Regions from separate parts of the Homo sapiens genome. Here all the other regions are linked to region 4. Evidence: chromatin loops called from intact Hi-C (ENCODE). Cell type or tissue: IMR-90. All regions are shown on one strand. Region 1 overlaps MCTP2 (multiple C2 and transmembrane domain containing 2). Region 2 overlaps CHD2 (chromodomain helicase DNA binding protein 2). Region 3 overlaps SLCO3A1 (solute carrier organic anion transporter family member 3A1). Region 4 has its middle 86 kb from the start of CHASERR.

Region 1 (5,000 bases), 1.5 Mb after region 4:
TTAGATGCTTGGTCCCTAACTTGTGTCAGTTTGCCAATTTCTCTGTGCTCTCTCTATGATCTGTCTTTAGCATAGGGTTTTTAAAATACAGCTAATCAATAAACAATGCAGGAGGTTAGGGGTGCCAACCCCTCATGCAGTCAGAAACCCACATATAACTTTTGAATTCCCCAAAACACAACTACTAGTGGCCTACTGTTGACCAGAAGCCTTACTGATAACATAAACAGCCCGTTGGCATATATTTTGTATATGTATTATATACTGTATTCTTATAATAAGGTAAGCTAGAGAAGAAGTGTTAAGAAAATCATAAAAGAGAGAAAGTAGATTTATTATTCGTTAGGTGAAAGTGGATCATCATAAAAGCCTGCACCCTCATTGTCTTCACATCCAATTGGCTGAGGAGGAGGTGAAAGACCAGGGTTTGGTCTTGCTGTCTCAGGAGATGCAGAGGAGGACAAAAATTCTGTATAAGTGAACCCTTGCAGTTGTTCAAATGCATGTTTTCAAGAGTCACCTGTATTTTATTTTCCTATGTGGAATCATGTATTTAATTTTAAGTAAAAAACACGGATCTAATTAATCACATATTTTTTATTATGACAGAGGCTCCTTCAGAGTTATTCAAATGTGTTGCAACCTTGACCATGGAGGAGCAGCAGCTTTAGGGCCTTTAATTCCAATTGCACAGCCCCTGTTTTTGAATTTTTTTTTTTTTAGGGAGAAAAGCTATTTTGATGAATCACTCTCTGCTAAGGAAGGAGTTCTGCATTTTCTTCGGATTGTTACATAATCATTACTGTCTGTTACTTTCTGTCTAGAACATGGATTAGTAGACTTTTTATGGCTTTATGGGCTATAAGTGAAAATTAACTCTTGACATAGTGAGAAAGCAGCCATAGACAATAAACAAATGAACATAGCTGTTTTCCAATATAAATTTATTTACAAAAACAGGCAGTGGTCTGGATTTAACTGATGGGCCAAAGTTTGTTGACCTCTGCCTAGAATATCATGGTCTGATTTTTGGATTCTTGCTTTGAAAAACTGCTTTAAAAACATCTACAACAAAGATGGTATAATCTCATTAGGCAGTCATCAAGAGTTGAGGCTAATGCTTTCAGCGGAAGCATCTTGGAAATACGACATGAAATCATGCAGAAAAATCCGGAGATGTTGGGTAATAAAAAGTCATTTTCTTGCTATTTAACTCAGCAGTGGAGTGGAAGAATATGGTGTCTCCCTTAGGAAAAGACAGCTCACAAACCCCAAGAAAGGATGTTAGAAAGTGCTTAGAGGGTATGTGATTGAGCATAGGAAGTTTTTGGTGACTTTGCCCACGAGGAAACACATGCAGAAAAGGTCTCAGATACCAGAGTTCCCTGTCTCTGCTGTGATGCCGTCAGCGAGAGGCTGGGAAATAGGCTTCACTGGCATAAAGAGCTGTGAGGTTTTATCTAAATCACTCCCTTCCCTGGTTCAAACACAGAGCTGGTATGTTAAGCAGGTTATCAAGGTGGGATTTGGAGATTTTTCTGGGAGTTTTGGTGAAGATTGCTGAACTACACCATTGTTAATTGTTCTTTAGAAAGACTCACAAGGAAGTCTGGCTTCAGAACAATGGGCAGGTTTAGCAATGGTGTTGGGAAAGGGGTAATGTTGTATAGTTGCCACCAGGACACCTCAGGGTCTTTAGCTGTGGCCTCTCAGTGTGTGTATGTGTGCAGACTTAAAAAAACAAAAACCTATGGGTAATGAAAAATGAAGTTGGTGGGAGACTAAGAACTCCCTGTCTTAAGCATGCTTAATACCCATGAATAATCATGGGCACAGAAGACTATCATGGGAGGCTGAGAAGTTTGGATCAGGTAGCTCTGGAAGTGTGGCCACATTTAGAAGATTGTTCCTTGCAGGTGGTTTTCCAGTTCTTCAAGAATTTCCTTTGAATCTTTGGCATGTGGGCCTTCAGCCTTGACAATAGGAGGTCTGGTATTGGGGAGCTCAGGAGTAAACTAAGCAGCCCTGTTATTATTACTGTTATTATTTATTGTTGGATGACTTTGGCTGCTGTAGTGGTCTTTCTAAGAACGAGTCTTACTCTGATGCTGTCAATGGTCCAGGCATGGCATTGAGCTCACCTTCGTTAGCAATCCGCATAGGAAGAATGGCCGCCATCTTCCTGCATGTCTGCTGTCTCAGCCATTGCCTGTGTGTTGTGTTCATCTGACCCTCCCTGTCCCCTCTTCTATTTCTCTCATCTTTCTTTGCTCTTTCTACTCTCCTTTTCTTCATCCTAACGTTTTCCTTTTATTTCCTTATATTCCCCATTTCCTTTCCATTATTTTCCGGGATGTTATACAAGATGTATTGTTTTCGACCAAATAGGACTTACACTTGTTTTAAGTTCTCGATCTGAGTAGCTCTTGGCTGTCTTAAACTTTGAGACTGGTAAAGCAGAAGAAATATGTGAGCAATCGCCTTTAATTCCAACTGCTTCATGATTTGGTTGATGCATGGAGGAAACTGAACCCTGGGTCCATTTCCCATGGGAAGGAATGTGGCCGAGGAGGAGGTGTTCTGGCGTCTTAGAGCTGGTCTTATGCTCCAGGCCTGGCTTGAACTTCAGCCTTGCGATATGGGCAGGTCTCTCGTCCTGTGCAAAATGCTCAGCTCATACCCTGTTGGCTCGTAGAGCGCTAATACGTGGAAAACAATAGCCCTCGCTTTAAAACCCTGTGCTTTGCTGTAATGTTAGGCCGCTGTAGTAGTTTACCACTGTGGGCTGAGGGAATACTGTGTTGCTGGTGCCCTCTTGTGGCCACTCTGTAGCGTTGCAAAAGGAAAAGAAAAGTTAATGGAAGTTCGCTGTCACATTACTAGGGCCGTGAAAATCACTTCAGCTGTAGGTTGAGGTTTGATGGTCTTTTTTGATGCGAGTTTTAGTGGATGAAAATAAATGAACACTCATTCAGAAAACTGCTCTCTTTCTCAATTTCCAGCACAGGTAGATATCTGACGTTCGTTTCTAGAGCAATGGCAGCTTTATATGCAGATAATGGAAAAAAATGTGCTACATAAGTCAAGTTCATATTTAAAAGGAGTAGTTCAGAGAAAAAATTTAAAGATCTCTCGATACTGTGAGAATTATGCTATGTAATCGCTGTTACATAGCATAATTTTTACTATTATTAAATAATTGTTATCTTATTGTTTATTATATTATTATTCAATTATTGTTGTTTAATAAATTACTAAATTGTTACCAAAAAGTTAAAATGACTGATTTAAGTCCTGGTTTTCTTTTGCTATTTAGCAGGCTAATTTTTATGATGTTGCTAGAACTCTGTATTGTATACTGAGCAGCGGTGTAGCTTCCCAACAGGTGTGTTCTGAATGGGATGTACTGAAGTATTCATTCTGGCAGCCCTCTGGGCACCTCTGTTAGGCTTGGGCCACCATAAACCCTGCTGTGCCCTACAGACATCATTTTGTTTTGTGTCATGATGTGACGTGCTGAAGAGTGCTGGATGGTGGGTGAGGGTTATGCGTGGGCTTTGGACATGGACCACCGGAGTTTGGATTCTAGCTCAGACACGGTCTAGCCATGAGCCTGCTAGGCTTGCGGTAGGATTAACCTGGTGTGTGTGCTTGTGGAGACTTGGTGGTGGTCGTGGGGCGGGGCCGTGAGGTGGGTGGAGCTGAAACAGTCATATGCAATAAACATTAGCTGTTACTATTGCCGTGTGAATTGTCATAGTTATTCTTGGTATAGTTATTCTAGTTTGGGTTTTGTTTTTGCATTTCGCCTGTGGGAACAGGAATGACTTTGTGATTTCCCCATCCTTTTTATCGTGGGCTTATCTTCCCAGTTTCCTCATCAATTTTTGTACTTTTTGTGTATCTTTTTGCTCTTTTACTTCTTTTGAGATAAAAGTTCCTCCCCCTGCCGCCACCACCACCTCTAACCTGGGTGGTGTGAGGGTTGTGAAAGGTGTTTTCTTGAGGTCAGGTCTTATTTTCTGTGAAACAGGAGAAATGAGAGACTCTTTTAAAAGGCACCTTATTTGAATAAAGACTCTGTCGTGGATTGAGGTTTAATTTTCCCCATCATAAATTTGACCTAGAAAATGCCCCTTCATGAGTAAAACTGGTGTTGACGAAGGCACACCACTAGGCCTTACCGAAATTCTGAACCTACTCTACTCCATCGCTCCGATTTTTTTTTTTTTTTTTTTTTTTTTTGAGACGGAGTCTTGGTCTGTTGCCAGGCTGGAGTACAGTGGCGCGATCTCGGCTCACTGCAACCTCTGCCTCTCTGGTTCAAGTGATTCTCCTGCATCAGCCTCCCGAGTAGCTGGGATTACAGGCATGCGCCACCATGCCCAGCTAATTTTTGTATTTTTAGTAGTGATGGGGGTTTCACCATGTTGGCCAGGATGGTCTCGATCTCCTGACCTTGTGATCTGCCTGCCTCAGCCTCCCAAAGTGCTGGGATTACAGGCATGAGCCACCGTGGCTGGCCCGCCCCGATTTTTAAAATCTATTTTTCTTTCTAAAATGAAAGAGAATCTGGCTTTTAAATGTTTGGTTACCTGGTGTTTTCTCTCTACACATTTTTCTCTGTATTATAAAAACTTTATTTTGGAGAAGAAATTAAAAGCTTAGGGCACCATACTTTGTTCAGTCAACATTCTGAATTAAGTTTGTTCAAAATTTGTAACATTAGGAATAATGCCACAACAAACGTTCTTATACCTAAATCTGTGTGTACAGGTTACTTTTTCATATATTTGCAAGTGAGTTATTTATTCAGGTGGATTGCATTTTTTGTGTTATATGATCTGAGCATTTCAAGATTCTCATTAAAAAATTGCCAATTTACTCTTGAGAAAGACCTATTTGTTGACCTACTGGTGTGTGAAAGTGGGCCACTTTTTGTTTCTCACCTACCTTGTTATGTGGAATATTATTGTTACTTTTTTTTTTTTTGAGACTGA
Region 2 (5,000 bases), 180 kb after region 4:
TCTTTAGGCAACTAATGGTTACATAGATTTATTTATTTCATTTTAGTTTTGATTTTTAGGGATTGCTTTAATTTTGTTTTTAAATTATAGTATTTGTAGATTTCCAAAGGCAAAGCTACAAAGCCTGGTATGTTCAAAGAAATGTAGCTTCAGTCCCTCTTCCCTCCATTCTAGTCCATCTTTCCCCATAGGTAATTATTATTATTATTTTTTGAGATGGAGTTTCGCTCTTGTTGCCCAGGCTGGAGTGTGATTGTGTGATCTCAGCTCACCTCAACCTCCGCCTCCCAGGTTCAAGTGATTCTCCTGCCTCAGCCTCCCGACTAGCTGGGATTACAGGCATGCACCAGTACGCCCAGCTAATTTTGTAGTTTTAGTAGAGATGGAGTTTCATCATGTTGGTCAGGCTGGTCTCGAACTCCCAACCTCAGGTGATCTGCCCCCTTCGGCCTCCCAAAGTGCTGGGATTAACAGGTGTGAGCCACCGCACCTGGCCCATAATTATTATTATTTTTTAACATTTTAATGCTTATCCTTCCTTTAACTTTTAATTATTAAATAAAAGCAAATGCATTTTAACTTTGAATATCCTCCTTTCTCTTAGGTAAGTGGTAGCATACCGTATACACTTTTCTCTGCCTTCCTTTTTTCCTTAATGATACATGGCTGAAGAGCACCCCATAGTAGCTTATAGAGATAGGCCTTTATGATGCATAGTGTTCCATTGAGGTTATATAGTATGGTTTATTCAACCAGTTTCCTTGTGGTAGGCACTTAGATTGTTTTACCTACTTTTATAAATAGTTCTGGAGTGAAGACCTTGAGATAGATTCCTAAAGTGTGATTTCTAAGAGAAGCATGAAGAAATTGCGCCACTCAGGAAAAAATGTACTTTTACTATTTTGGAGTTTGTGGTTAAGGAATATACATGGGTATACATGAATATATCTGTATTTCTCCTCCAAATTTGGGTAGAAAACATACTGATAAGTTATTTTGTCAGATAAAATACTCTTTTACAATGTTAAAATGGGTATGTAGCCTCTATTTTATGGTATATTTACATTTATTTAACCTCATAATGTTAGCTTATTTCCAATTTTTATATTTCAGTGAAGAGTGTTTCAGTGACAGTCATTTTCCATTCACACATGCACACACAGGTTGAGTCTCTTATCAAAAATGCTTGGGGACCAGAAGTATTTCAGATTTTGGGATATTTGCTTTATACTTACTAGTTAAGCATTCCAAATCTGGAAATCAGAACTGTAAAATGCTCTAATGAGAATTTCCTTTGAGCGTCATACTGGCACTCAGAAAGTTTTGAGTGCCATTTTGGAACATTTTAGATTTTCACATTTAGGATTCTCAGCCTTTGTGTACACACACACACTTAAATATGTATAAAGTACATGTGTGTAAATATGTAAAATGTATGTATGTATGTGTGTGTGTGTATATATGTAAAGCATATGTGTGTGTTGTGTATATGTAGAGAGAGTTGTTTTCTTCTAGTATTCCTGTGTTCAGTGAGGTTGAAATATCCAGCAGAATCTTTAACATTCCTAATTCTGACTGGAGATGTGAAAGATGTATGATTAGATGGCAGGAGATACAAAAGAAAATATTCTTTGCTTCTTAAACTTTTTTAGGCCTCTTTTTTTCTCCACAATACTACTACTATCTCTTATACTCTTCTGGTACCTACAACTTTCTGTTTTTTTGTATCTAGTAGTATCATTATCATTTTAATTTGCAGGTGGATTCTGACCAGGAATTACAAGGCTCTTGCCAAAGGAACAAGAGGCAGCACATCTGGTTTTCTTAATATTGTGATGGAACTGAAAAAATGTTGCAACCACTGCTATCTGATTAAACCCCCTGAAGAAAATGAAAGGGAAAATGGACAGGAGATTCTTCTGGTAGGTAGTTCCTCATAATTACTTTCTCAAAAAAAACGCTTAGTTTCTCTAGGTGCTTTTCATCAGAATGCTCTATTTCCTTGTTGGTGACCTATCAAGGATCATCAAAGGAAGCTTTAAAAATGGGAGAGAAAAGGTAACTAAGAATGATTTGGAAAGTAAAGTATAGTATCAACAGATACTGGGAAAAAGAACATTTCGGGAATTGCTGGTCAAGCAGGTTGCTAAGGGCTTCAGAAAGCTTTAAGATGATTTTTAAAATATGGATTTGTAGAGATTAGGGAAGATTAAAATTTGTGTTTCAACATAATTATTGGAATGTCTTTTAAATCTTCAGTCCCTCATAAGGAGCAGTGGGAAGTTGATTTTATTAGACAAACTGTTGACAAGACTTCGAGAAAGGGGGAATCGAGTGCTTATCTTCTCTCAGATGGTGAGAATGTTGGATATCCTGGCTGAATACCTAACTATTAAACACTATCCTTTCCAGGTAAGGTGATTTCAGTAATTGCTGTGGGGGGAATCAATCTCTCTCTCCGCCTCCCCTCCCCAACCTTCCTACACTGGGTTGTATGCTTTGCTTGTTAAAGTAGGAAGTAAGAGTTTTCTTGTTTCAAAGAAGTTAAGGTTAAGATTCCAGGGGGCCGGGCGCGGTGGCTCACGCCTGTAATCCCAGCACTTTGGGAGGCCGAGGCGGGCGGATCACGAGGTCAGGAGATCAAGACCATCCCGGCTAAAACGGTGAAACCCCGTCTCTACTAAAAATACAAAAAATTAGCCGGGCGTAGTGGCGGGCGCCTGTAGTCCCAGCTACTTGGGAGGCTGAGGCAGGAGAATGGCGTGAACCCGGGAGGCGGAGCTTGCAGTGAGCCGAGATCCCGCCACTGCACTCCAGCCTGGGCGACAGAGCGAGACTCCGTCTCAAAAAAAAAAAAAAAAAAAAAAGATTCCAGGAGGGTCTTAATTTTTACTTGCATGCCTTTAGGCTACCATATGAAAGTGGTCATGAGGAGACGATTCTTTTTTTGAAGGTGGGTGGGGAGGATTAGAGAAAGTCAAACGGGGCAAGATAAAAAAAGGATGTCAGATGGCATCTTATTGCATGTGTATGGTGAAAGTAGAGAGGAAGTAAGTGTGAGCTCAATTCCAGGAGCCCAAATCCTAGAAGGAGAGGGCAGTATCAGACATTCCCCCCAAAAGTTGACCCTGGCTGTGAGGCTGGGAACATAGCAGAACACTGCTACTTAAAACCTTGCTACTCCCTGAAGTAAGTGATGATGGCTTCCCCTATTTTCTGTGGAGTTCCTTAACTGGAGTTACTGTCTTCACACAGTTATCTCCTATGGGGAAAATTTCTTCCGCATAGTAACATTTTTCTAGGTGTATATAATCTAGTAGAAACTTATTCTCTGATCTATTTATAGACACATAGACATATACGCAATTTACCTTGTCTCTTGGCATGTTTATAGTGCTTTGATTTTTAAGATTTATTACATTTTTTTTAAAACTTTGAATGGATGAACTCTTCTACCAACTCACATAATTATGTTGGGATTGAAGAAACTTGGACCAATGATTATCTCCTAAGAAGGCCCACCTTTGAGACTATCAGATTGATTATCTTTCAAAATACCCTGAAAGGCATTGTTATATCCATAATATCTTATATGGTCTTTCAGTTGCTGTCTTAGAATATAGCTTAAGGCTGTGCTTGTTATCAAGAAACAGCCTATTGCAAAAAGTCACTTCTCTGTCAGTGAATCGAATCCCTATGAGCTTTCATTCCTAGGAAATCCCGTGATACCAAGTAAATCAAGAATGCATCGTTTTTCTCTCTAGGGAATAGATAAGCTTGGTCAGTGACTTTTAGATAATTAATGCCCTCTACTAATGGGAATATTAAAAGGCGGCATTAGGTTTTCTGATTTCAAGTAAAGGCTCTGAATCTCCCATTGAATACGTCTTCGGTTTAAGGCTCTGAGTAGAGTAGTCAGTGAGAAAGAAGTAAGGGACTCCTCACCTGTCAGTTGACTTGAGTTAGGTCTGGTGGGCAGAGTTCTGGGTATGTAGGCCCTTCCACAGAGTCTGCTGCCAGCCAAGTCACCTTTCAGGTTAGTTTTGCCTTCTGTAAAATGAAGTATTTTGTTCATCTCAAGTGGTGATTGTGAGGGGATGAAATGCAAAAATGATTTTAAAGAGTAAGAAATGCTTTATAAAATGTACAGCATGCAGGTGATAATTCTTTAGTATTTTATGTGTCAATGGTTTCTCTATGGTGACATTGTATTGCATGTAGAACTGACATATGTTCTAATAAAGGAATTGTGTATGCTAATAAATGCCAGGGGCTTTCTTGAATTCTCATGTAGTTTAGCTGCTTGAACACTTTACTATGATTTCAGAGTGTAATTTTTGGCAAAGCTGGGATATATGATCAATTTTAACATTTTCAATGATTCAGCAAAATGTTTTTCAAACAAAATTATTATATAAATAAATTTTTGGTTTGTGTGACACTTTAAGTGATAGTTTTAGCCACATTAGCTAAGAAGCATCATTTTTCTGCAGGAGCTTATTATTGGGTGACCCGTGGTCCTATTTCCTAATCTCTGCAGTACCTACAGAAACAGAAGTAAACCCAGCCTCCAAGCACAGGTTGGGTTTTCGTCTTTCTCCTTTTAGGTCCTGGCAGCCATTCTGATCCTTGGCTAAACCTGGACAGCCCTTTGAATCAGAAGCTTGTAACCTTGAGTCTGTAACTGGAGAGCTCAGGTCGAGTAGGGTAGGGTGTGCTTCTTAAGCACAGCTTCTTCATAGCGCTTTGCCAGTGCTTTGCAGTTATTTTTACTCAGTGGGTGTTCAGGTGATAAAGGTTCCAAGTCTGCTGTTCTATTCTGAGTGTAGCTGATCTTCCTATCTTACAGTTTTCTTGTGGTTTATTTTTACAGCGTCTGGATGGTTCCATCAAGGGAGAAATCCGAAAACAGGCACTGGACCACTTCAATGCAGATGGGTCTGAGGTATACTATGCATGGCTTTGTTATTTGAGCAACTTGGGCTCTGCATCAAGGGGAA
Region 3 (5,000 bases), 700 kb before region 4:
CTGAATAACCCCCAATAGCTGATTTTACTCCTCAAATCTGTATTTTCCTTATCTGTAAATAAAGGGTAACAATAATTACATCGGCCTGGCAGATAAGAATTTAATGAGAGTGTCTGTGTAGAAATGCTTGGCATATCCTCATTGAGTGGGGGCCCATTAACCTATATGAGGATCCTACTTTCCAAACTAAAAGTTGGAGCATGTGTTCTGGAGGTGCAAGTGTACAAACGGGGTCAATGAGACAGAATATTGGAACATCCTTTTAGAAGACACTGTTGTGGTGGCCTTTGTGAGGAAATATCCACATTCAAAACCATTTTAAGCAGAACCTGTGTTCTTAGCAGGAAGTGCAAGTGCATTTCTCAGAATACCCTGAGTTCCCCAATCCATGATTGTGGGATTGAATGGGATGCTAGATCGATGGGCTAGACTATTCTGTGGTGACAGACAGTCCCAAAACCTCAGTGATTTTATACAACTAAGGTTTATTTCTTGGTCACACTACATATGCAGTGTAGGTCAGCAGTGTCAGGGTCAGGGAGACTTGGCTCATCGTGGTGACCTGTAGATCTACTCTCAGGATCGATAAGCATTCTCAGCCCCCCAGGCCCAGGCCCACAGAAGTTCCATCCTGACCCCAGCTTGCACAGTTACCAAGACAGGAAACCAGTTTTACTCTGGCCCTTGAAACCTCTACTCAGAAATGACATACAGTGTTTCCCCTCATATTTCATTAACCAAAGCAAGTCACGTGGTGTATTGGTTTCCTGTTGCTGCATAAGAAATAACCCCAAACCTAATGACCTAAAACAGCAGACATTTCTTATCATACTGTTTTTCGTATTTTTTTCTGTGGGTCTGGAATACAGGAGCAGCTTCACTGGGCAGTTCTAGCTCAGGGTCTCTTATGAGGCTGCAGTCAAGGTGTTGCAAGGTGGCAACCTGGTCTTGGATCATCCCAAGGCTCAGCTTGGGGAGGATCCACTTCCAAGCTCACTGCCATGGGCCCACAGGAGGGGACTACCTCACCGTGACACCCCTGAAGCAAACAACCCAAGAGAAGGTGAGAGAGAGCACCTGAGGCAGGAGTCACAGTCTTTTTATAACCTAATCTCAGAAGTGACATCTCATTACTTCTGCTGTATTTCGTTTGTTAGAAGCTAGTCACTTGTTCAGGTTTACTATGGAAAGAGAAGGGATTATTACACAAGGACCAGAATACCAGGCAGCAGGGACTTTAGGGGACCGTCTGGGTCATTGCCTACCATGTGCTGTCACATCTCTACCTTGTGTCTGAAAAGGAACACTATATTTCCATGTAGTTTAGCATGCAGCAAAGCCATATTTCCTTTCTCTCTGAAAACAGAGGGTGAGAAGCCATTCCAGCCTCTGCTTCTCATGCCGATCTATCCTCAGGATCAGTAAGAATTCTCAGTCCCCAGGTTCTCAATCCATCATCTCTTGACAATGCTAAATTTACTAATTCACCCCAAAGAAATAATGTGGTTTTAAATCCAAGTCGCTTTGTGATTCACTCCATTAATCCTACTGATATATTTACTTGTAGCTAATGATGTTACAAATTTCCAAGTGGAAAAAAAAAATCAGAGGCAGCCCTATTTATTTATACTTTTAAAGTGCTGAGTCTGTTCCGAAGGTGATTGAGTGCTGGTGTTTTGCAGCCGTCGGCTGGCCCTTTGAACCCGTTTCCTAGGGAGTGTGGTAACAGGTAGGCTGGGAAGACACAGGACACATGAAGTGAGTCAGTTTCCATCTTGCTCGTATAGACAGGCCAGCTTCCACCACTGCACCCAAGGCAGCACAAGACAGGGCCAGCAGAGGGGATAGAGAGGAGGCATACTCCTGATGCAATGGGGAAGCCACCTTGAAGGGTAGCAAAGTGGCCAGATAGCATATTTTGCCCTCAGTGCTATCAGTGGTGGCCTTGAACCAAAAGCCTGCGAATGACCAGAATATCTGAGCTGGAAAGAGCCTCAGACATCATTCCTTTCCAACTCTTTCATTTTACAAATGAGGAAACCAAGTCACAGAGAGGGGAAGGGATGTCCCCAATCCAAGGAATGTATCTCTATAAAACCCCGATCTCCTGAGCCTGCCTGTGGAGATTTCACTCACCAAACTCTCTTAGGAGAATGAAACAGCACCTTTTCTCAGTGCCTGAAATGACCAGCGGGTAGACAGATGGCTGGAGGGGGCTTAGCCCATCCACTCCCAGTTCCCTCCATTTGCTGAGACTGTTCCTTCAGCCTGGAATGCTGTTCCCATCTTACTGTGTTCGGCATCTCTGTTTGCCCGTTAAGGCCCAGGGTGGAGCGGTGTGATCCATGGTTCCAGGCTCATTGGCTACTTGGTGCCTGCATGGATGTAAGGCAGGTGGGCTCCTTTCAGTCCCGTGTGGGCATCTCGCTGATGACAGGCTTCCCCACCAAGTTGATAGCGGACTTCCCTTTCTGTTTCCAAAGAATGCAAGGTGCATTGTCAGTCACGGTCTTTGTTTGCGTCCTTCCCGGAGGCACCGTGAGGCACCGTGTGGCACAGCTCTTTACCGGTAGAGGGCAGAAGAATATCATTTATCCTATTTAGGGAGTCAGCCATAGAATTCTATAGTTGCCAGCAGTTTTTATTGTTTCTAGTCTTGTGAAACTTGCCGCCTGCAGGTGGATTTGGGCTGTATTTGAGGAGGGGATTCTTAATTGCTTTAGGGCCTCCCCTATCTTTTCCTTGCTTTCCTAAAACAGTGCTCTTCTGTAGGGCTGTCCAATGTATGGGAACATTACTGTAGGCATTAATAGGCAAGGGCCACACACGTGGACACATGTTTCTGAAGTCCCCACTGAGATTGGGGTCCAGGAAAAGCAGCAGCCTAAAATTTGTGGGGAAGGAGCAAGGCAGGTCCACAGAGGGCCCTCGTTATGGGGTAGATGGAGGAGAGAAGGCGGCGTCCACCACATAGCCTGGTGCCAGCATTGAGAGGAGAATCCAGTGAGGAAGCCTGGTTGAAACTTGTGAGTAGATGCAGCTGGGGTGCCAAGGAGGGCTGGTTGTAGACATGGGCCAGTTCTGGGGTGACAGCCCCCACGGGGCACCTTGCCTGGAGGTCCCAGCTGGCTCCACTTGGACATGGGCTGCTCCCGCTGCTGCCTTTCATCCATGTTTGATCGCTACGTGGTTCCCTTTGCTCCTCAGCTCAGGGAGAATAAATCCCTCCCCTGAGAGCTGGGGGAGGAAATGATGGTGCCTCCAGAATTTCTTTTTTAGGTTCTTTGTTAACTGAAACCCAGGTGAGAACAGGACCTTGAAAAAACGGACTTAGTAGCAGAGTACATATCTAATCACTGCCTTGGCCAACCTTAACTATGTGGGTTTATTACAAAAAGATTAGTAGTAACAGCAGCCATGAATTGGTCACTTCTTAAAGCTATACATAGATTGCCTCATTGGAGCCTCAGCACATTCTCATGGGAGTGTAGATCCTACTGTTAGGTGAGGCATTATCATGCAGTGGTTAAGAATTCAAGCACTGGAATCAGACTCCATTTGAATCCTGACTACACCCCCTTATGAGTTCTGTGATCCTGGGGACATCGCACACACATCCTGAGTCTGTGTGTGGATGGCATGAGTTACTCATGCAAAGCATTTAGCACAGTGCCTGGCATATAGTAAGCACACAATAAATACTTATAATAAGAAATCCGAGAGAGGTTAACAGTTTCCACAGCTAGGGATAGAGCAGGGATTCATCCCCAGGCCTGTCTGACCTCAAAGCCCCACTCTTAACAGAACAGCTGGCTTCCCTGAAACATCTCCAGGAATTTAGCCAGAAGGCGGCTCCCTTCCATGGACAAAGGCCTTGCTGAGATGGCCTAGCCTCACCAGCACATCCATGCAGACTTGTCCTGAGGCACACACCAGCCGGCCTCGCAGAAGGCTGCATGGCGTTTGCAGCTGGAACAAGATGTGGCCATCTGTTTGCTTCACAAAAAAGGTCAACAGACTGAGAGCCTCCTGCTCTGCCATCCTGAGGGCTGGCTGCTACTGCTAGATTCCTTCATTTTGGGCTAATTAGCCCAATGGCTGCGATTCTAGATGTTCAATGCCACCCTCCAGCCTTAGTCCCTTCCTGTCTCCAGTTTCTAATTAGGTTTGTAACTTAATGATACTCTTGGAATTCTTGAGTCCCATAGCAAAAGTTTGGCAACATAGGTTAAACAAATGGGTAAATGAACTACAAAAAAAAAAAAGTCCATATGGCACAGGAAAAAGAAGTAAATGTCCCCAACTTGCTTTGATCTCCTCTTCTCACAATCTCAAGTATCCTCATGAGCGTGTGGGTGGGTTGGTTGGTTAGTTTTAAACTGGTTTAACTGTATTTCCAGTGACTTTTCATTTGATCTTGGAAATGGGTGGAAATCTCCATGAGCCTCCTAGTTCAGTTAACCTTTGACAGAGAGAGCAAACAGCTGTCAACAGCTCTCAATTCACCCAACACAAGCAAGAAATAAGAACAACCCAGAAGTCAGATACAAAGAGTGGAAGGGTTAGAAAAATTGATCTTGTAAGGCCAGGCATAGTGGCTCTCACCTGTAATCCCAGCATTTTGGGAGGCCGAGGCAGGTGGATCACCTGAGGTCAGGAGTTTGAGATCAGACCAGCCAATATGGTGAAACCCTGTCTCTACTAAAAATACAAAAAAAAATTAGCCGGGCGTGTTGGTAGGCACCTGTAATCTCAGCTACTTGGGAGGCTGACGCAGGAGAATTGCTTGAACCCAGGAGGTGGAGGTTGCAGTGAGCTGAGATCTCACCACTGCACTACAGCCTGGGCAATAGAGTGAAACTCCATCTCAAAAAAAAAAAACAAAAAACAAAAAAACGGAAAATGGATCTAGAAAAGGAGAAACACCTTCTATGCCTGTTGACACCTATGTCAAGACAAGTCCAAGCTGTGCCTGGCTTCATGACAGATATTTCATGGTA
Region 4 (5,000 bases):
GGGAGGCTGAGGCACGAGAATCACTTGAGCCTGGGAGGCAGAAGTTACAGTGAACCAAGATCCTGCCACTGCACTCCAGCCTGGGGGATAGCGAAAGACTCTGTCTCAAAAAACAAAAACAAAACAAAATATATCTGTTGCCATTAAGGAGCGTTTTGTTCTGGCCCTCTCCAACTACTTGAGCCCAGGATTTTGAGACCAGCCTGGACAATATAGCAAGATCTACAAAAATTAAAAATTAGGCAGGCATGGTGGCACACACCTGTAGTCCTAGCCACTCAGGAGGCTGAGTGGGGAGAACCGCTACAGGCTGGGAATTCGAGGTTACCATGAGCTATGATCATGCCACTGCACTCAAGCTCTGGGCAACGGTGACAGAGCAAGACTCTTTTAAAAAAAAAGAAAAAAACAGGTGGCTGGCTGGGCGCGGTGCCTCACGCCTGTAATCCCAGCATGTTGGAAGGCCGAGGCAGGCGGATCACGAGGTCAGGAGATCGAGACCATCCTGACTAACACGGTGAAACCCCGTCTTTATTGAAAATACAAAAAATTAGCCGGGCGCCTGTAGTCCCAGCTACTTGGGAGGCTGAGGCAGGAGAATGGTGTGAACCTGGGAGGCGGAGATTACAGTGAGCCCAGACTGCGCCACTGCACTCCAGCCTGGGCGACAGAGCGAGACTCCGTCTCAAAAAAAAAAAAAAAAAAAAAAAACAGGCGGCCTCTGGCGGGCCTCCAGCCAGTTAGACCATTTGACTAGGACGTGTGCAGCTCAGCCAGCCACAGAACTGGAATTTTTCAGGAGCAGGGGGAGCATGGAGTTTGGACTTTGCTGAGCAACTGAAGTGGAGCGCAGAGCTTGCTCGCTTAGGAGAGGGCAGCATGGATGGCAAACAAGGGGGCATGGATGGGAGCAAGCCCACGGGGCCAAGAGACTCTCCTGACACCAGGCTTCTTTCAAACCCATTGATGGGTGATTCTGTGTCTGATTGGTCTCCTATGCCTGAAGCTGCAATCTACGGACATCAGCTGTCTCTGAGGAACCTCATCAGCCACGGGTGGCTTGTGAACATCATCATGGCAGATCATGTTTCCCCACTCCATGAAGCCTGTCTCAGAGGTCATCCCTCTCGTGTAAAGATTTTATTAAAGCATGGAGCTCAGGTGAATGGCGTGACAACAGACTGGCACACTCCACTGTTTAATGTTTGTATCAGCAGCAGCTGGGATTATGCTTCTGCAGCATGGAGCCAGCGTTCAACCTGAGAGTGATCTGGCATCCCCCGTCCATGAAGCTGCTAGGAGAGGCCACGTGGAGTGTGTCGACTCTCTTACAGCTTATAGGGGCAAAAATGACCATAACATCAGCCACGTGGGCACTTCACTGTATTTGGCTTGTGAAAACCAGCAGATAGCCTGTGTCAAGAAGCTTCTGGAGTCAGGAGCAGACCTGAACCCAGGGAGAGGTTCCCCACTTCATGCAGTGGCCTTCATGAAGGCCCTCATGAAGGATTCCCCACTTCATGCAGTGGCCAGGACAGCCAGTGAAGAGCTGGCCTGCCTGCTCATGGATTTTGGAGCAGACACCCAGGCCAAGAATGCTGAAGGCAAATGTCATGTGGAGCTGGTGCCTCCAGAGAGCCCTTTGATCCAGCTCTTCTTGGAGAGAGAAGGGCCCCCTTCTTTTGATGCAGTTATGCCTAGAAATCAGAAGGGCTTTGGAATCCAGCAGCATCATAAGATAACCAAAGTCGTCCTCCCAGAGGATCTGAAATGGTTTCTCCTACATCTTTGTATGTATCAATGGAATGGATTCACAAACAATGTGAAAACATTATTGAGTGTTGTAGCCACTAGAATTTTAAAATCAAGTTAGGTTTATAGAGTTTGACTAGTTTTTTCGATTAGATTTGTATTAGTTATAAATTTGTTCATAGAGTTTGACTAATTTTTTCGATTAGATTTGTATTTGTTAAACTCTGAAGCCAGAGTTTAAACACACTGCATACGTTTGTATGATTAGTTAGAAGGCATGAAGACTTTTTTCCCTGCTTGGAGACTGTCTAAAATAACAGCTATTGTTTTGCATATCCACTGCAGGCCAAGCACTTTCAGCATCATCTAATTCAGCCCTCACAGCAACTGGGTCAATCTGTCCAATTTCCCAGGGCAAGGATAGAGGAGTCAGATTCAAATACAGGTTTTCTGACGTTAACTTATGTGATGATTTGATCAAAGCAGGATTTTCCAGCATCACTATCCTTGTTCCATCTCTGCTATATGGGAATGAAAATAAAGAAATGTATTTCAAAAAAATAAAAAGAAAAGAAAAACAGAGACGGTCTCCTGGAGTTGAATTCAGGTCTCCTCCTTAGATGGTGACCATGGGAAAGCAGCTTACACTCCCTTTGCTGGCGTAACCAGCAGGTACTGCTGTAAACTTCCTGGTACAATACCTGAAACAAGGCAAACACTCAACAGATATCTTGCATATATTGATTCCCTTCTCTGCCAGTACAGTAACATCATTGAGAATGGACCCAGCAGTATAATAACATCAGTCACCACTAGATGGCAGTAATGGCACTAAGTAATTAGTTATTAAGATGTCCTTTTTAACAAAATGAAGTAGCTAAACAACTACAAAAAAAAGACTGGTCCCTCTTAGACCTAAGTATTATTTCTATTACCTAGCTTTTACTCATTATTTCATTCAGCAAATATGTATTCAATGCCTACTATGTGTCAGGCACCACAGCAGGCAGTTAGGATACTAGGCTCAGCCAAGGAAGACACAGTACCTGCGCACACAGACCTTAAGGGGTAGGTAGGAAAACGGACAAAGAATCACACCAGTAAGATACCACAGCATAGTAAGTGCTGTGAGAGTACATAAGGAAGAAGCAGCCTGATGCGGGGAAAGGAAGGTGTCCCTGAGAAGCAGATGAGAAAAAGATGAAGGAGCCAAGATCCAAGGCAGATAGACGAGAGGTGAGGGGTGGAAACGGGGTCCCCAAGAAGAGCTTGCCAAAGGCTCAGGAGCAGGCTGGGGCCTGCTGCTGGAGGGACATGCAGAGGCCAGGGCTTGCATGCCTCAGGAGCCTTATTCAAGTTGGGAAGTTTTGTCTTTTTTTTTTTTTTTTCTTAAAAAAAAAAAGGCCTGGCGCGGTGGCTTACGCCTGTAATCCCAGCACTTTGGAAGGCTGAGTCAGGTGGATCACGACGTCAGGGGTTCAAGACCAGCCTGGCCAAGACGGTGAAACCCTGTCTCTACTAAAAATACAAAAAAATTAGCTGGGCGTGGTGGCAGGCACCTGTAATCCCAGCTACTCCGGAAGCTGTGGCAGAGAATTGCTTGAACCCAGGAGTCGGAGGTTGCAGTGAGCCGAGATCGTGCCACTGCACTCCAGTCTGTGCGACAGAGTGAGACTCCGTCTCAAAAAAAAAAAAAAGAGAGAGAGAGAGGCAGGCCAGGTGCGGTGGCTCACACCTGTAACCCCAACACTTTGGGAGGCCGAGGCAGGCAGATCACTGGAGGTCAGGAGCTTGAGACAACATGGTGAAACCCCATCTCTACTAAAAATACAAAAATTAGGCCGAGTGTGGTGGCTCACACCTGTAATCCCAGCACTTTGGGAGACTGAGGCGGGTGGATCACTTGAGGTCAGGAGTTCAAGACCAGCCCAGCCAACATGGCAAAACCCTGTCTCTACTAAAAATACAAAATTAGCCAGGCTGGTGGAGCGTGCCTGTAATCCCAGCTACTCGGAAGGCTGAGGCAGGAGAATCACTTGAACCCAGGAGGCGGAGGTTGCAATGAGCCAAGATTGTACCACTGGACTCCAGCCTGGACAAAAAGACCAAAACTTGGTCTCAAAATAAATAAATAAATAGATAAATTAATAAAAATACAAAAATTAGCTGGGCATGGTGGTGCATGCCTGTAGTCCAAGCTACTTGGGAGGCTGAGGCACAAGAATCACTTGAGCCTAGGAGGCGGCGGTTGCAGTGAGCCGAGATCGTGCCATTGCACTCCAGCCTGGGAGACAGAGCAAGACCCTGTCTCAAAAAAAAAAAAAAAAAAAAGAATGTTAAAGAAAAATTATTATTTATGACATTTGTTAAAAGGTGCTAAGGCAGACTTTATCCAAAAGGGGCCACAGTGATAGGTGTAGGGACCACTGCCACAGGGTCTTGCAGTGGGGACGAGAGATTGGACTCAACCCTGACTTCAACAAAGACAAGGGGAGATTTATACCCAAGGAGCACGATCTCAGCTCACCACAACCTCTGCCTGCCAGGTTCAAGCAATTCTCCTGCCTCAGTCTCCCACACACCCAGGTAATTTTGTATTTTTAGTATAGATGAGGTTTCAACATGTTGGTCAGGCTGGTCTCGAACTCCTGACCTCAAGTGATCCACCCACCTCAGCCTCCCAAAGTGCTGGGATTACAGGCATGAGAAGCCACGCCTGGCCTCAGATGAGACTCTTGTAATGCTTTTGTTTTTGTTTTCGTTTTTGTTTTTGAGATGGAGTCTTGCTCTGTCGCCGAGGCTGGAGTGCAGTGGCACGATCTTGGCTCACTGCAACCTCTGCCATCCCAGTTCCAGCGATTCTCCTGCATCACCCTCCCGAGTAGCTGGGATTATAGGTGTGTCTCACCACGCCCAGCTAATTTTTGTATTTTTAGTAAAGACAGGGTTTCAGCATCTTGGCCAGGCTAGACTTGAACTCCTGACCTCATGATCCACCGGTCTCAGCCTCCCAAAGTGCTGGGATTACAGGCGTGAGCCGTTGCACCCAGCCCGAGACTCTTGTAATGTTTTAATAGGCTTCAAATGTTTCTAAATAAGAAATATTAGGGCATATAAAAATAGAAATACCAGGCCAGGGGGCCGTGGCTCACGCCTATGACCCCAGCACTTTGGGAGGCCAAGGCGGGTGGATCACCTGAGGTCGGGAGATCGAGATCAGCCTAACCAACATGGAGAAACCACATCTT

The links. Peaks named below come from ENCODE experiments on the same cell type or tissue, not always from the same donor. Only the 100,000 strongest peaks of a DNase experiment are listed, where the experiment ranks them.
Region 1: it touches region 4 in a loop (17-fold over the local background); 2 of 110 quality-filtered maps call a loop at or near these places.
Region 2: a loop joins it to region 4, with 6 times the contacts of the local background. A loop is called at or near these places in 12 of 110 quality-filtered maps.
Region 3: it touches region 4 in a loop (5-fold over the local background); 2 of 110 quality-filtered maps call a loop at or near these places.

Annotation. Positions count from the first base shown.
Region 1 is chr15:94,321,594-94,326,593 of GRCh38, forward strand. All of the region lies in intron 4 of MCTP2 (multiple C2 and transmembrane domain containing 2), which reads left to right. Among named protein-coding and RNA genes, the nearest start is that of MCTP2, 93 kb to the left of the region's middle. In IMR-90, a CTCF peak has its summit at 2,812 (motif pointing left); a DNase peak (open chromatin) is centred at 2,788.
Region 2 is chr15:92,970,006-92,975,005 of GRCh38, forward strand. CHD2 (chromodomain helicase DNA binding protein 2) reads left to right here. Exons shown (of 39, transcript NM_001271.4): 18 at 1,760-1,922; 19 at 2,260-2,412; 20 at 4,874-4,945. Among named protein-coding and RNA genes, the nearest start is that of MIR3175, 68 kb to the left of the region's middle. In IMR-90, no CTCF peak of the experiment used is centred here; no DNase peak of the experiment used is centred here; H3K27ac peaks cover 163 bases.
Region 3 is chr15:92,095,197-92,100,196 of GRCh38, forward strand. All of the region lies in intron 3 of SLCO3A1 (solute carrier organic anion transporter family member 3A1), which reads left to right. Among named protein-coding and RNA genes, the nearest start is that of SLCO3A1, 240 kb to the left of the region's middle. In IMR-90, a CTCF peak has its summit at 2,576 (motif pointing right); no DNase peak of the experiment used is centred here.
Region 4 is chr15:92,794,768-92,799,767 of GRCh38, forward strand. It overlaps the pseudogene ASB9P1. Among named protein-coding and RNA genes, the nearest start is that of CHASERR, 86 kb to the right of the region's middle. RefSeq lists an enhancer at 3,014-3,183. In IMR-90, a CTCF peak has its summit at 2,559 (motif pointing right); a DNase peak (open chromatin) is centred at 2,594; H3K27ac peaks cover 357 bases.